Linked DNA regions of Homo sapiens: region 2 is linked to region 1. Evidence: chromatin contacts called from ENCODE Hi-C data. All regions are on one chromosome and are shown on one strand. Each heading gives the region's core, a stretch centred on a gene start or an enhancer-like site at or near the end of the contact. The rest is flanking DNA. Distances are from core to core; before and after follow the strand shown. Region 1 overlaps UBAC2 (UBA domain containing 2). Region 2 overlaps TM9SF2 (transmembrane 9 superfamily member 2).

Region 1 (6,788 bases), core at 2,879-5,378:
AATAATCATCATAGCTTGAAAAATGATCAGTGTCTTTAAAAGTGAAAAAAAGTGATATTTCTCAACCTAAAAATAGGACTACCTGGATCTCCAAATTTGAAGCGATCACATTAACATGTTTGGAATAATAGATTAGATAAGTTGAATGGATAGATATTTTAGATATCTTCTCTCCTTTAATTCCTATTTAAAAAATAAACTTTGTTGATAGGGTTATATCTGTTTTACTGGTACGAAAACATTTTTAGAGAGACTAAGAAATCTGTCCAGGAACATATAACTCAGTTGAAATTTTAACCTACATCACTTGAATCTAAAACCGCCATGCCTCCAAGTCAAGGTAAAGCAACAGAAACTGTCAGGCTTATGGTTCCTCATGATCATCAGTTTGCAGAGAATTATATTTCTGAGTATTGATTATAACAAATGTGTGTGAATGTTGACTTTCCTTCATGAGTTACTCAGTATTTATACTGAGAAAAGTAGACTTTAGTCTGCTGTTGTGTAGCCAAAGCCTTTGGATTTTAAGCTGTTCCCTTTCTCCTTCCTTTTCCCACCTCCCTCTCGGCTTGCCACCTCTTTTCTCCTTTTCCCCCTTTTCTTACCCCTTTATCTCCCCTGCTTTTGCACTGATCCCCACTCCTCTTCCCCTCCCAACAGTACCTACTGGTTTGGTTAGCCCTACCGGGGATTTTAGTAAATAAATACTTAAATGCTTGAATGTGATTGCACAGAGCAAAGTTGACTAATAAAAAGTTGATCAAAATTTGTATCTAGAATGAAGGATGTGAGAGAATAAACTGCCACCATTCAAGTGTTTCAAGAGAAGCTTAAAGGTAATTTTTTGCAGAAGCTGTCTTTGACTACCCCCACCCTCAGACTAGGTCACAGTCTCTTGTGATATGCTTTCTTAGAACATTTTTCTTTCTTATAGCACTCATCACTATAGATAGTAAATAAGATGTAACAAATGATTTGATACCTGCCACCTCCACTAGAATACAGACTTTGTGCCAGGAGGAGACTGTGTTAGTTTGTCTCACTAATGATGCCTCACTGCCTTAGCCTGTTCAGGCTCCTCTAACAAAATGCCCTAGACTGTGTGACTTATAAACAACCGAAATTTATTTCTCACAGTTCTGGAGGCTGAGAAGTCCAGGATCAAGGCACTGGCAGATTTGGTGTTTGGGGCTGTCTTTTCGTGGTGTCCTCACATGGCAGAAAGCAGAGAGTTCAATGGGTTCCCTTTTATAAGGGCACTAATCCTATTTGTGAAGACTCTACCCTCATGACCTAATCACCACTCAAAAGCCCCACCTCCTAAGAGCATCACACTGGGGGTTAGGATTTTAACATGTGAATTTGGAGAGGACAGAAACATTCAGTTGATAGCACTTGGTTAGCATAGTGGCTCCCACATAGTGGACACAACTGTGAGATGGATGGATTGATAGAGCAAATAGATTAATGAAAAGTATTTGATCTTTTGATTTCATCTCCTTTGGTTTGGACTATTGCTGTAGCCTCCTAACTGTTCTCCCTGTCACCATCTCAATGCCATCATCTGCACTGCCCCACTCCCCTAATTTTATCTACAAAGGAGATCTGGTCTTATTCCTTTACACCTTGAGAAATCTCCTATGGCTTCCTCCTGCTGTTTTATAAAGTTTAACTTGCTTGTGACACACCTCAGAGCTCCAGCCAATCTTCCCAGCCTCATTTTCTGTCATTCCTTCCTTGTACTCTGCATGTCAGCTAAATTGCATTACTCACTACTGCCTGTCACGCATACATCATTACAGATTTCTCTGGATTCATTTATTACGACAATTGTGGTTACAACATCCCTTCTCCCCTTTGCTTGACAAACTTCTACCAAGAAAACAAGGAGAACTTCAAGTGTCCCCTTGGGTAGCTCTGCTCCACGAAACCCTGCTCCAGCCAGAGTTGGAATTAACCTCTCCTTCCTTCTTGCTCCCAGTTAACTTTGTGCTTGTAAGTTATGTGAAACATTCATTACTTGAGATGGTAATTATTTACCTAATTGACCACTCTCTCAACTGGATGCTTTTGAAAGAGCAGGATCTTACTCTCTCTTACAGCTCCCTCAGCATGGAGTAGTGAAGAGTGTTCTTTAATACCAAAGGGACAAAGAAAGCTGACTGGGATCGGTCTGCCACATGCTAGTTGCTTCAGTTATTTTTTTGCACTAAATTATTGTGTCTCTGCTAATGTCCTTTTTCCTTTCTTCCTTCCCTCCCTTCTTCCTTCCTTCTTCTTTCCCTCTCTCTCTCTCTCTCTCTCTCTTTCTCACTCAGTAAGCTACCTCAAATCTGTTACTTAAGAGAAAAATGTAGGCTGGGCGTGGTGGCTCACGCCTGTAATCCCATCACTTTGGGAGGCCGAGGCAGGCAGATCACTTGAGGTCAGGAGTTTGAGACCAGCGTGGCCAACATAGTGAAACTCCATCTCTGCTAAAAATACAAAAATAAGCCAGGTGTGTTGGCGGGCACCTGTAATCCCAGCTACTTGGGAGGCTGAGGCAGGAGAATAGCTTGAACCCAGGAGGCAGAGGAGGTTGCAGTGAGATGAGATCACACCATGGTACTCCAGCCTGGGTGACAGAGCGAGACTCCATCTCAAAAAAAACAAAACAAAACAAAACAAAAAAAAACAACAGCAACAACAAAAAAGTATAAAAGTTGAATTTCACATTTGGGTTCAGTGATTTTTTTTTTTAAGGATTGAAATGTGGACTTATAAAATCATTTCCAGCATCTTACCTAAGAGAGAAGCATATAATCCATTCATTCTTATATTCACAAGATATCTCCTTTCTCAACCAAAAAGTTCTCACACTTTGGGCTCAGTTCAGTATTTGGGTGTTGGATACCATGTGTCCGGCATTGTACTTGGTACTATGTCACCTTGGTAGTCAGCAAGCACACGCCAGGCTCATCCCAGACACTCTGCAGGTGTGCCACTTTCTCTCCTTAGAACAGCCCTGGAAGGTGAGAACTCGCATCTACTTTGAGGAAACAGGCTCAGAAACCTTCAGCGCTATTTTCTATAAATTGATAAAAGAAAAATCATGATGTTAGAAGATACATAACAAGAGGAAGAGGCTTTTCTTGTCTCACTTATGTCTTGACATTGCCTGAGGACTGATTAGGAACTGAGATTGCCAATCATTTTAACAAGATTTTAGTAATGTTTGAAGATCTGTGCCTTCTGAATCAAAGTGGCGTGCAGAGGTACTTACCTTATGGATTGCTGGCTAATTGTGAAAGGAGACTCAGGCTTTTAACACTGCAGGAATTTCAAACTGCGGTCTCAGTGGCCAGAGTGTCTTACCAGGGAGCAGACCTAATGTATCCAGTTTAAAAGGGCGTGTAAGCTGTTGCCAGAAGTCTACATGAAGCCACATGATAAGTGATTTTGTATTTGAACATGAAGGGCAGTGGCATCATTGACCTAAGCTAGAGTTTCCTCACCCTCAGCACTTTTGACATTTTAGTTGCATAACCCTTTGCGGTGGGGGCGGTCCCGTGCACTGCAGGGTGGCTGGCAGCATCACTGGCCTCCACCCAGTGTATGCTGTTAGCAAAACCTCCTTTCCCCAGTCTTACCCCAGTCATGACAACTAAAAATGTCTCCAGATAATGCCAAATGACACTTGGGGGGCAAAATCACCCATGATGGAGAGTCATGACATGCATGATGCTGGGTGGTAGATAGAACCCTGGAAAGAGTTAGCCCACACCCTTGAGGAGCTCATGACCTAGGAAGCTTGTTGAGAACTTTTGACTAGGTAGAATATTTCTAGTAGTTGACTGAAATAGCTTTGGTTGAGGCTATTAGTAAAAATTTGTTTTAAAGAGGTTTAACATCTGTTTTCATTTCTGCTTTTCTGAGTTGCTTTGCTGCTCAATTCCTTTTATTTTAGCTGTCTTCCTCTTGGGACTTCAAACATTTGAGTGTGTCAAAATTTCCAGTCTAATAGGAAATATGTTTTGTTCAAAAAGAAATAAAGATATTTATAACTGTTGGGCTAGAATGATGGAAGTTTAACGCTGGTTAAGTGAGACTCAGGTAACAGACAGCAAAGGAGATACTTTAATAGTGAAGGGAACTTGAAGTCTGGTTGTATTCAAGATTCACTTCCTGTTCTTGTTTATCACTGGAAAGTTGCACCTTGTGAAAGATTTTAGATTTAGATCATTGTATTGTTCTAAGAAAAAAAATTCAAAATGCTAACCATGTCTTGGTAACTATAGCAAAATATACAGCACACAAAAATAATCTCATACCTGTCTTAGGGTTGGATTTTTTGGTATATGTTATGTGTTGAGTTCTGAAATATCTAATGTGCTTGAAATCTAATGTGCTTTTGTTATCTGAACTAAAGGAAAAAGGCTTTGTCAGTTACAAGAGAATAGGCATCCCTGTTTTGGCTGGATTGTTAGTTGAAGTAATAGAATGAATTCTGGCTGATTCAGCAGAAAGGGAATTTATTAAAGTAGCTCAGAGAATATTTAGGAAGGCAAATAATCAGTCATGGGTACACCAGAGCTAGAATCAACACTTTACAGTTCTCTCTCCTAAAATTATTTTGTTTACTTACTTAATGTTTAATATTGGCTTCTAGGATGTAGGATTCAGAGAGCAACTTGGTCTGTGTGGTTTTCAGCTGTTATTCCAGTGTGTAGAATAGCAGCTGGTTCATAGAGACACTTGATAATTATTTGCTGTATAAATAAATGACAATACCAAGGATAGGTTTGTTAATATCAGTGACAATATGAAGGAAAAATATGGAGTAACATTATGAAATGTTAACATTACGCATTCCATTTGGAGATTTTTTTTTGACAGCAGGATTTACCCTTTCTCTTAAGAAATCTTAATAAATTTATATTGAACAATTTTGTACCGTAGAGCCTTGTTTGACATATGTTCCTGATTTAAATGAATAGCCAGATTTAAATGAATAGCCACAAGCAGACTTGCAAGAGTAGATGTTGCTATTGCTGTGTTCTACATGAGAAAGCTGAGGGTCTGAGGATTGAGTCACTAAGTGACGGCTACTTAAGTGGCAAGCCTGGATGGAAACTCATGCCTGTCTGAATTGTGGCTCAGACATTTCCTTAATGCCTTAATGCCACCTTTTTTTTTTTTTTTTTTTTTTTTTTTTTTTTTTTTTTTGAGACTGAGTCTTGCTCTTTTACCCAGGCCAGAGTGCAGTGGTGCTATCTCGGCTCACTGCAGCCTCTGCCTCCCGGGTTCAAGCTATTCTCCTGCCTCAGCCTCCTGAGTAGCTGAAATTACAGGCGTGTGCCACCACGCCCAGCTAATTTTTGTATTTTTAATAGAGACGGTGTTTCACCATGTAGGTCAGGCTGGTCTCAAACTCCTGACCTCGTGATCTGTCTGCCTTGGCCTCCCAAAGTGCTGGGATAACAGGCGTGAGCCACCACGCCTGGCCAATGCCACTTTATTTTTAAAGGTAAAACAGTCTAGTTAATGGTCACTATAGCAGGAAGCAACTTGAGCATTTTAACTTGCCAGACTGAGGCTGTGTATTTCAACTTTAGCAATGTAAATGTCCAAAGACAACTTATATGATTGTATTCAAACTTTGCTGCTAAAATAAGAAGTACAAATAAACACACAATGCAAAGAAAAAAAGTTCCAATTGGGGGGAAGTGCCCCCATGAATGGGGCCTGAAGAAGCACTATATGACACTCCAGTTATTTAGCTATTACTTGTATTTTCATTTAATAGACTGAAGAAACTGCTGTTTCTTTTCAGTAGCTACCAAATGCTGCCACTTATGTTTTATACTTTTTGAAAATTTTAAAATAGTTCTGGTTTATAGAAAAGTTGCAAGGATAAAACAAAGAACTCCCATATACCCTAAAACCAGATGCCCCCGTTATTAACATTTTCCGCATTTGCTGTTATCATTTTCTCTCTACACAGTATTTTTTCTGAATCATTTGAAAGCAAGTTGTAGACATAATGTCCCTTTGACTCCAAAATACCATGAGTATGTATTACTTTATTCACATCTGGCAATTGTCCAAATAATGTCCTTTATGGCAAAAAGGAAAATCAAAATTCTAGTCCATCGTCTGGTTCAGTATTACATGTTGCATTTCATTGGTACATCCCCTTACTGTTTAATCCGGACTGTTCCTCAGTCTGTCTTGGGCGACCTTGGCATTTTTGAAGACTGTAAGCCAGGACTTACAGAAAACGATACATATTCTAAGGCTGCTGGAAAATTAAAGTTTGTGAAGGTGAAGCAGTAGATGAAAATAATGTGTAGTTTTCGTATTTCTCTTGGAATAACATTTTATAACTTTTTCATGAAAAATTTCAGTGACACAAGCAGAGAGAATAAAATGAGCCCTATTACCCAGATTCAGTAATTAACATTTTTGCTATCCTCTTTCCATTCCCTGGCATTTTAAAAGTATTTTGAAGCAATTTCCAGACATCATAATATCATATTTCATATTTCAGAAAGCTCTAAAATGGCATTTCTTATATAACCATAATGTTACCTTACCTAACAAAATTATTCATAATTCTGTAATATTATTTACTACTGAAACTACTGTTTCCACATTTATCCTATTAGCTTGGAAATGCCCTTTTACATTTGCTTTTGCATTCGATTGTGGTGTGTCTTAAGTAGCTGCTGCTGCTGCTGCTGCTCCTCCTGCTCCTCCTCTTCCTCCTCTTCTTCCTCCCTTTGGTAGAGTATTTTTGTACTTTATTA
Region 2 (6,829 bases), core at 745-3,244, 260 kb after region 1:
ACAGCAGGTCCCTTAATTTCTCAGCGTCTGTTTCTTTATCTAGAAATACCCACCTTATGGGATTGTTGTGAGGATTAAAGGACATCATGGGACAGAATATTTGAGGACATTGTCTGGCACATAAGAGTGTTCAGAAACAGAAGCCGCTGTTGTTGCTATGACTTTATTATTATCCCCTTCAAACATGATTCAAAACTTTTATCTAGAGTTGTTCATGTTGCCATAACTCTCCTTTTCCTATTGCTGTCTGATCTTTTTGACACTCACTAATTTACTGAGTAAAGTTGTTCTTCAGTAAATTTCTTGAGGGCACAAGCCAGTCCTTTGTTGTGGCAGTGATTTGGGCACAGTAGTTATTTCATAATATTGACCATGTACCAAAAAATTCTAGTTCTAAACAGACTATGAAACTGTATTATGATAAGTATATAATGTTATTTATCTACTGGAGGGAAACATGAAAGAACACAGTTCATTGAATTTGTTGGATTTCAGATAGCTTTCATTTTGATTTTGATCAAGACTGTTTTAATGTTACTCAATAAACAGTTTTTAAAAGAGTTTTACTGTTCCTAGGATTAAGCTACAGATTACTCATGATGTGCTTATTTCTACAGCATTATGAATTCCCTGGTCATTGTTCTCTTCTTATCTGGAATGGTAGCTATGATTATGTTACGGACACTGCACAAAGATATTGCTAGATATAATCAGATGGACTCTACGGTAAGTGGAAACATTTTAGTCTTTAGTCTGCCAAGGACACTGTTTATTGTTATTTTGCAAAAAGGTAAAATAATAGCTTTAGAATCTGCTTTTAAAACATTCTTCAAAAAACAAAAACAAAAACAAAAAAATTCTTCTCAAAAGTTATCTTGAATTCACATTTTCAAATAAGAAAGTGATACTTAAGAATTAATATTCTTGGCTGGGCGCGGTGGCTCACACCTGTAATCCCAGCACTTTGGGAGGCCGGGGTGGGCGGATCACCTGAGGTCAGGAGTTCAAGACCAGCCTGACCAACATGGTGAAACCCCATCTCTCCTAAAAACACAAAAATTAGCTGGGTGTGGTGGTGGGGACCTGTAGCCCCAGCTACCTCGGGAGGCTGAGGCAGGAGAATTGCTTGAACCCAGGAGGCGGAGGCTGCAGTGAGCCAAGATCGTGCCACTGCACTCCAGCCTGGCAACAGAGCAAGACTCTGTCTCAAAAAAAAAAAAAAAAAATAGAAATGGAGTCAGCACAGCCTTGGGAGCTGACCTGTTCACAGCCTCCTGTGTGGGAATGGACTGGTGCAGCGTGGGGTGTAGGTGCACAGTTACAACTCTGTAAGGTTTCTCCATCCCTGACACATACCTGTTTGTGAAACCACAAAGTTGAATGGAATAACTCCTAAGCAATTTTTATTTGTGTGGTTAATTTTTTAAAATTAATCTTAACAAATTTGTATCATTTCAACCTTTTGATATATTTAAAATAATTGCATGTTCCAGCCTCTTTAGTCTCAAACTTTTTAAGTTGCACAGTGTTACACATTTTCTACTCTTCATTTCATGGCAGCATAATAAAAGAATTTTCACAAGAATCACAGTAATTTGGAATGAATGCAAAAAACTCAGGTTTTTATTGTATTCTCTTCCCCCAGCTTCTTCAGCCTCCTGTCCCCCAACCTCTCTGACCTGTTCTGATTGGGGAAAATATATATGAATATTCATAAGCTTTTAACGTTTGTACTCTATAGTCTCTTTCCTATGATTTTTATTGATTTTATGTCTTATTAAATATTAAAATGATTTTAAAATACTCTGTTTATAATTGGCTGTTCCACATAATTGCTGTTAATGGAGTTTTATCTTAATTTGCACAGCGTTGCCATGTGGAACCAGGCCAGTGGTGACTCTGCTTCCACAACCCTGTCCTACTTCCCATCTCTTAGCACAGCAGTCAGAGTGAAACTGCTCAAACAGAAGTCAGATCATTTCACTCTTGAGCACGGCCCTCCAGGGACTTCTGTTCAGTCAGAGCAAGAGTCAGAGGCTTTACAGTGGCTTCTAAGGCCCCACGTTACCTCAGCACTCTGCTGCACCTGTGCCGGCTACCTTGCTGTTCCTCAGACCAGGCAGACATAGGTTTCCACCTCAGAGCCTTCACGAAGCTCACTGTTTTATCTGCTAAGAAGGTCTGCCCCTCATTTACATGGCTAGTTCCCTTACCTCCCTCCGATCTTTACAAAATGTGATCTTCCCATTGAACCCCTCCCAGCCATCACATATGTTACATCCTGTCCTGCACACACCCATACATCCTGTTTTTCTGTACAGCGCTTATTACCATCTAATGTACAGTATACTTTCCTGACTTATTTTGTTTATTGTCTGCCTTCCCAATGAGATCATGTACTCCTGAGAGTAGGAATTTTTCTGTTACACTCACTGTGGTATCTGGTGTTTTAAACAGAGCCGAGCTTATAGTTGGTGCTCAATGAATGTTTACATCCATGCTTACTGTATTAGCAAAGTAGCTAGAATATGAGAGCTAATGCCATTTGCTTATTGTGGAGATCATTAAGAGTAGGATGAAGAGGATAGAATGTGACTAAAAATCGTCATCAAGTCAGATCACAAAGCTTGACTTAGAGTAGAATTAGGTAGCAATCACATTGTCTTTGTAAAGTTTCTCAATAAGTATATTTGTAGACCTTAATGTCATAAATTTAAGAAACTGACATATAAGACAGTTCAGCAAAGCCATATTAAGCTCCATGAGTCAAGCTGTATTCTTCAAAATTGAAATAGGTACTAACATTTTTAAGTTTAAAAAAAACCTGTTTTCTGTAACAGCATATTCAACAGTGAACAAACTGTCTATAGTTGTCTTGTTGATACCATGAGACAATCGAACTGATTTCATTCCCCTTTTAGGAAGATGCCCAGGAAGAATTTGGCTGGAAACTTGTTCATGGTGATATATTCCGTCCTCCAAGAAAAGGGATGCTGCTATCAGTCTTTCTAGGATCCGGGACACAGATTTTAATTATGACCTTTGTGACTCTATGTAAGTGTTAACTGAAAATTTTCAAGTAGAAAATACTTTCTAAATACAGTAATTGCTTAAAAACCAGTTTTTCTGGCCGGGCATGGTGGCTCATGCCTGTAATCCTAGCACTTTGGGAGGCCAAGGCGGGTGGATGACAAGGTCAGGAGTTTGAGACCAGACTGGCCAATATAGTGAAACCCCGTCTTTCTACTAAAAATACAAAAACTGGGCATGGTGGCAGGTGCCTGTAATCCCAGCTACTTGTGGGGCTGAGGCAGTAGCTTGAACCTGGGAGGCGGAGGTTGTAGTGAACTGAGATTGCGCCACTGCACTCCAGCCTGGGTGACAGTGCAAGACTCCATCTCAAAAAAAAAAACAAAAAACACCACAGTTTTTCTAAGTGGGTAGGTAAGCCAGATTATTTCTGAGCATCCTTTAGGTTCTCAAAATCTAAGTGACTTGGGGCAGGTTTAGTTGCACCCAAAGACTGACTCTTGGTTTCTCCCTTCAGCTCTTCCTAGACCAAGCCTTTGTCAGGGAGGCACTGGGCTGGAGATGAACAGGTCCTTAAGACCATCAGCATCTGAGTCTAAACAGCCCAGAACTGGGACCATTTAGGGTCTCTTTTACCCAGGCATCGTGGGCAGGCACAGTCTGGTTAGGGTTCCAGGATATTCTTGGCTTCCACGGAGGGAGGAGGGTGGGAAAAGAAGGGATGGGGCAGGAAGCACTGTGTAGATCCTTCTCATCTGGGGAGGATTTGGGAAGCAGGATCTCTCTCCTCTAGGGAAAGCGAGTGTGTAGGAAAGACCTTCCTTCCTCCATAAAAAGATTCTCTTCTTTGAGCTACCTCAGCGACTTCAGAAATTGTATTTAAATTTTTGCCAACTAGGACAATTTTTTTTTTTAAATAAATGTTCCTTAGAGGTATTGATAGCCACAGGGATTGTTCTGAAACTACCTCTGGGTATATGTTAATTCCACTGTCTTCCAGTTTCCTTAATTGGAAGATAAAAAAGGTTTATGAATAGAATTTTCTAAATTTTACCTTTATTTAATGTATTTTACTTTATTGATGCCTGCTACTGATAAATAGCAACAAATGAATATACTGGGAGAATTCAGAAACTAACCTTTAATAATTTTTTAGTAAACATTTATTTTTTATGTTTGATTACATATTAAATACATAATACCACAGTTATTTTTGTTAGTAAAGTTGTTCCAAATTTTTATGATAAAATTAATTATATAAATGCTTTGCAAAGAGCAGTATCATTTTCAAATGTCTGGCACTGAATAAGTTTGGGAACCAAACTCACACCTTCAGGTTCAGTTTGAAGACTGACTAGGATATCTTTTTTTTTTAATCTACTAACAACTTAAGGAGATACAATTTTGATAGGTAGAGCTAGAATTTGTAACTATATCATACTAAAGAGAAGTTAAGTCATACTAAAGAGAATAGGTCAGGAAAAGGTGTCATAAAAAAGGTTTGGACAGAGGGTGGTAGGGTGAAGGCACTGGGTGACAGAGAGCCAAACTAGACTTAGAGCAGAATGAATGTTTGAAGATAAACTTCTGCTTTCTTTCTTTCTTTTTTTTTTTGAGACGGAGCCTCGCTCTGTCACCAGGCTGGAGTTCAGTGGCGTGATCTTGGCTTACTGAAACCTCCACCTCCTAGGTCCAAGTGATTCTTCTGCCTCAGCCTCCTGAGTAGCTGGGATTACAGGCGCCTGCCACCACGCCTGGCTGATTTTTGTATTTTTGGTAGAGACACGGTTTCACCATGTTGTCCAGGATGGTCTCAATCTCTCAACCTCGTGATCCGCCCGCCTCGGCCTCCCAAAGTGCTGGGGTTACAGGCGTGAGCTACCACACCCAGCCAACTCCTGCTTTCAAATCTTATTAGGAGCTGTCTTCTGCGATGCTCTGGTTTTTATTGCGGTCAGCTAGAAAAGTGAACTTTTAAGGAAGGAAAGTTTCAGAGAGTCTAGGATAGAATACGATGGGAATAATTTTCCTTAAGTCCTCAAATAGGAACTTTCTGCCGAAGGGCAGTCCATTTTTCAGGTCGAGGAGGAGAAAGGGGTTGCATTTTAGCTGAAATCTTGTACATCTTCTAAAGCTACCCTGATGTGTTTCCTGCTCATCATGACTCTGGTGCTTGTCAGAGGTGTGTGCGCGTGCTTGCTCACATACGTGCTTGGTCATGCACGTTTTAGGGGAAACAATAGGGGGGGAAACAATGGGGATTTTCTTGCTGAGCCTCCTGAAACTCAGTTCTCAGCAGTATCCTACTCACCTTGGGATTCTGAGCACCTTATAACTTCTGAGCCCCAGCTTAAAGCTGGGAATTTCTATGAATATAATATAGCATTTTAATTCTCATTAGTAGGAAGGCTTACATAGGGAAGAGCAAACAAAGCTAACCACGTGAATAAGGTAGGGCCAGGGTTTCCCCGTATTGCTGACAAGGTCCTTCCGTAATTTGTGAAAAGCTAATGGCCGTATGAAATCTTTCTCCCTCATTTTGTTCTTTCATTAGATTATATATGTCTCTTCTGTTTGAATGTTGTAAGGTTTTGGGTTTTTTTTTTTTTACCCCCAGAGGACCCCCATATTTTTTAATGAAAGAACAGTGGGAATATTTTGTAGTGGAAACATTTTCACTTATGTCAATTTTAAAGGCTGTACTTGAATCTCAGAAGAGTCAAATGCACTCTTGAGCATCCAGTCAGCCTCCCCTGATCACAGGAAGGATGTGATCTCTCATTCTGGACTCTGAGAAGAAACTTCCAAAGTGAAGTTTGCCTCATGTATGATCAGATTGGTGCAGTACAGTAAATATTACTAAGATTGTGTAGAGCTGCATGGTAGGAGAGCACATGGTTTTGCGTGAAGTTGTATTTTTTTCTTGTTTGAAAAATGAGAGGGTTTCTCTATCATTTCACAGCAAAGGAAACAGAGTAATAACATGTACAGCCTTTCACGATTTGTGTTTTAGTTTTCGCTTGCCTGGGATTTTTGTCACCTGCCAACCGAGGAGCGCTGATGACGTGTGCTGTGGTCCTGTGGGTGCTGCTGGGCACCCCTGCAGGCTATGTTGCTGCCAGATTCTATAAGTGTAAGTCAAAGCCACTGTGACTGGCGTCTGATCAGGAAGGGACTCTGCTGCGGCTGTGGATCTGACCTGGGTATCAGATGGTGATGCTTTGTAAATAGTGTGCCTCATAGGGGTCTGTTCTTAGTTAAAAGGAGCCTGCTTGGTGATTCCTTTTGTGTCATGAGTTACTATCCCAAAATTTATTTGTTCGAAAATGTTTAGTGAAACAAGCAAATTGTGCCACTTATCCACTATCCCCTCCCTCTTTTTTTCTTTAAGCTTTGGCTAACAGGTTGGGCTGAACAGCTTAGATTTGCTGTGTTCATAGAAGCACATATAGACTAATAAAGGAGAAAAGTATACAAATGAGTATCACTGATTTTTTTCACTAAAACAACTAGTACATCTAGGTGTACCTTTTCTTACATATGAGAAGTCATACTTACATTGTATCAATTTAATATTTATAAAAATACACTGTTTCAAGTAAACAAAGATCTCATTATTTTGGAGACCTGGAAAGTTACTTTTGTAATATCATTAGTCACAATCTCTTGTGTTCTTGCATTCTAGAAGTAAAATAAAGTTCAGTGAAACAAAAGGCTCACGGCCACAGAGTAAGGCTGAGATGGGACTGGATGGCTTAGAAAGCAGCTGGCAGGGTCAGCAGGGACCAGAGCTGGCCTC

What was found. Hi-C counts contacts between places; a loop is a spot of excess contacts on that map. Pooled maps may share reads with other maps.
Region 2: a map of B cell shows a loop between it and region 1 (3-fold over the local background). The contact joins two enhancer-like sites. A Hi-C loop is called at or near these places in 1 of 168 maps with a recorded cell type or tissue (B cell), 17 of 37 single-sample maps with no recorded cell type and 9 of 50 pooled maps.

Annotation. Positions count from the first base shown.
Region 1 is chr13:99,278,548-99,285,335 of GRCh38, forward strand. All of the region lies in intron 4 of UBAC2 (UBA domain containing 2), which reads left to right. Among named protein-coding and RNA genes, the nearest start is that of GPR18, 24 kb to the left of the region's middle. Within about 2 kb of position 4,129, at least 24 of the 41 ENCODE cell types and tissues checked have a DNase peak (open chromatin) inside an H3K27ac peak, as active enhancers do; they include B cell, where a contact is called at or near this core.
Region 2 is chr13:99,540,942-99,547,770 of GRCh38, forward strand. TM9SF2 (transmembrane 9 superfamily member 2) reads left to right here. Exons shown (of 17, transcript NM_004800.3): 9 at 618-726; 10 at 2,922-3,054; 11 at 6,044-6,163. Among named protein-coding and RNA genes, the nearest start is that of LINC01039, 33 kb to the right of the region's middle. RefSeq lists a silencer at 1,890-1,959 and enhancers at 2,310-2,369, 5,337-5,486. Within about 2 kb of position 1,995, at least 7 of the 41 ENCODE cell types and tissues checked have a DNase peak (open chromatin) inside an H3K27ac peak, as active enhancers do; they include B cell, where a contact is called at or near this core.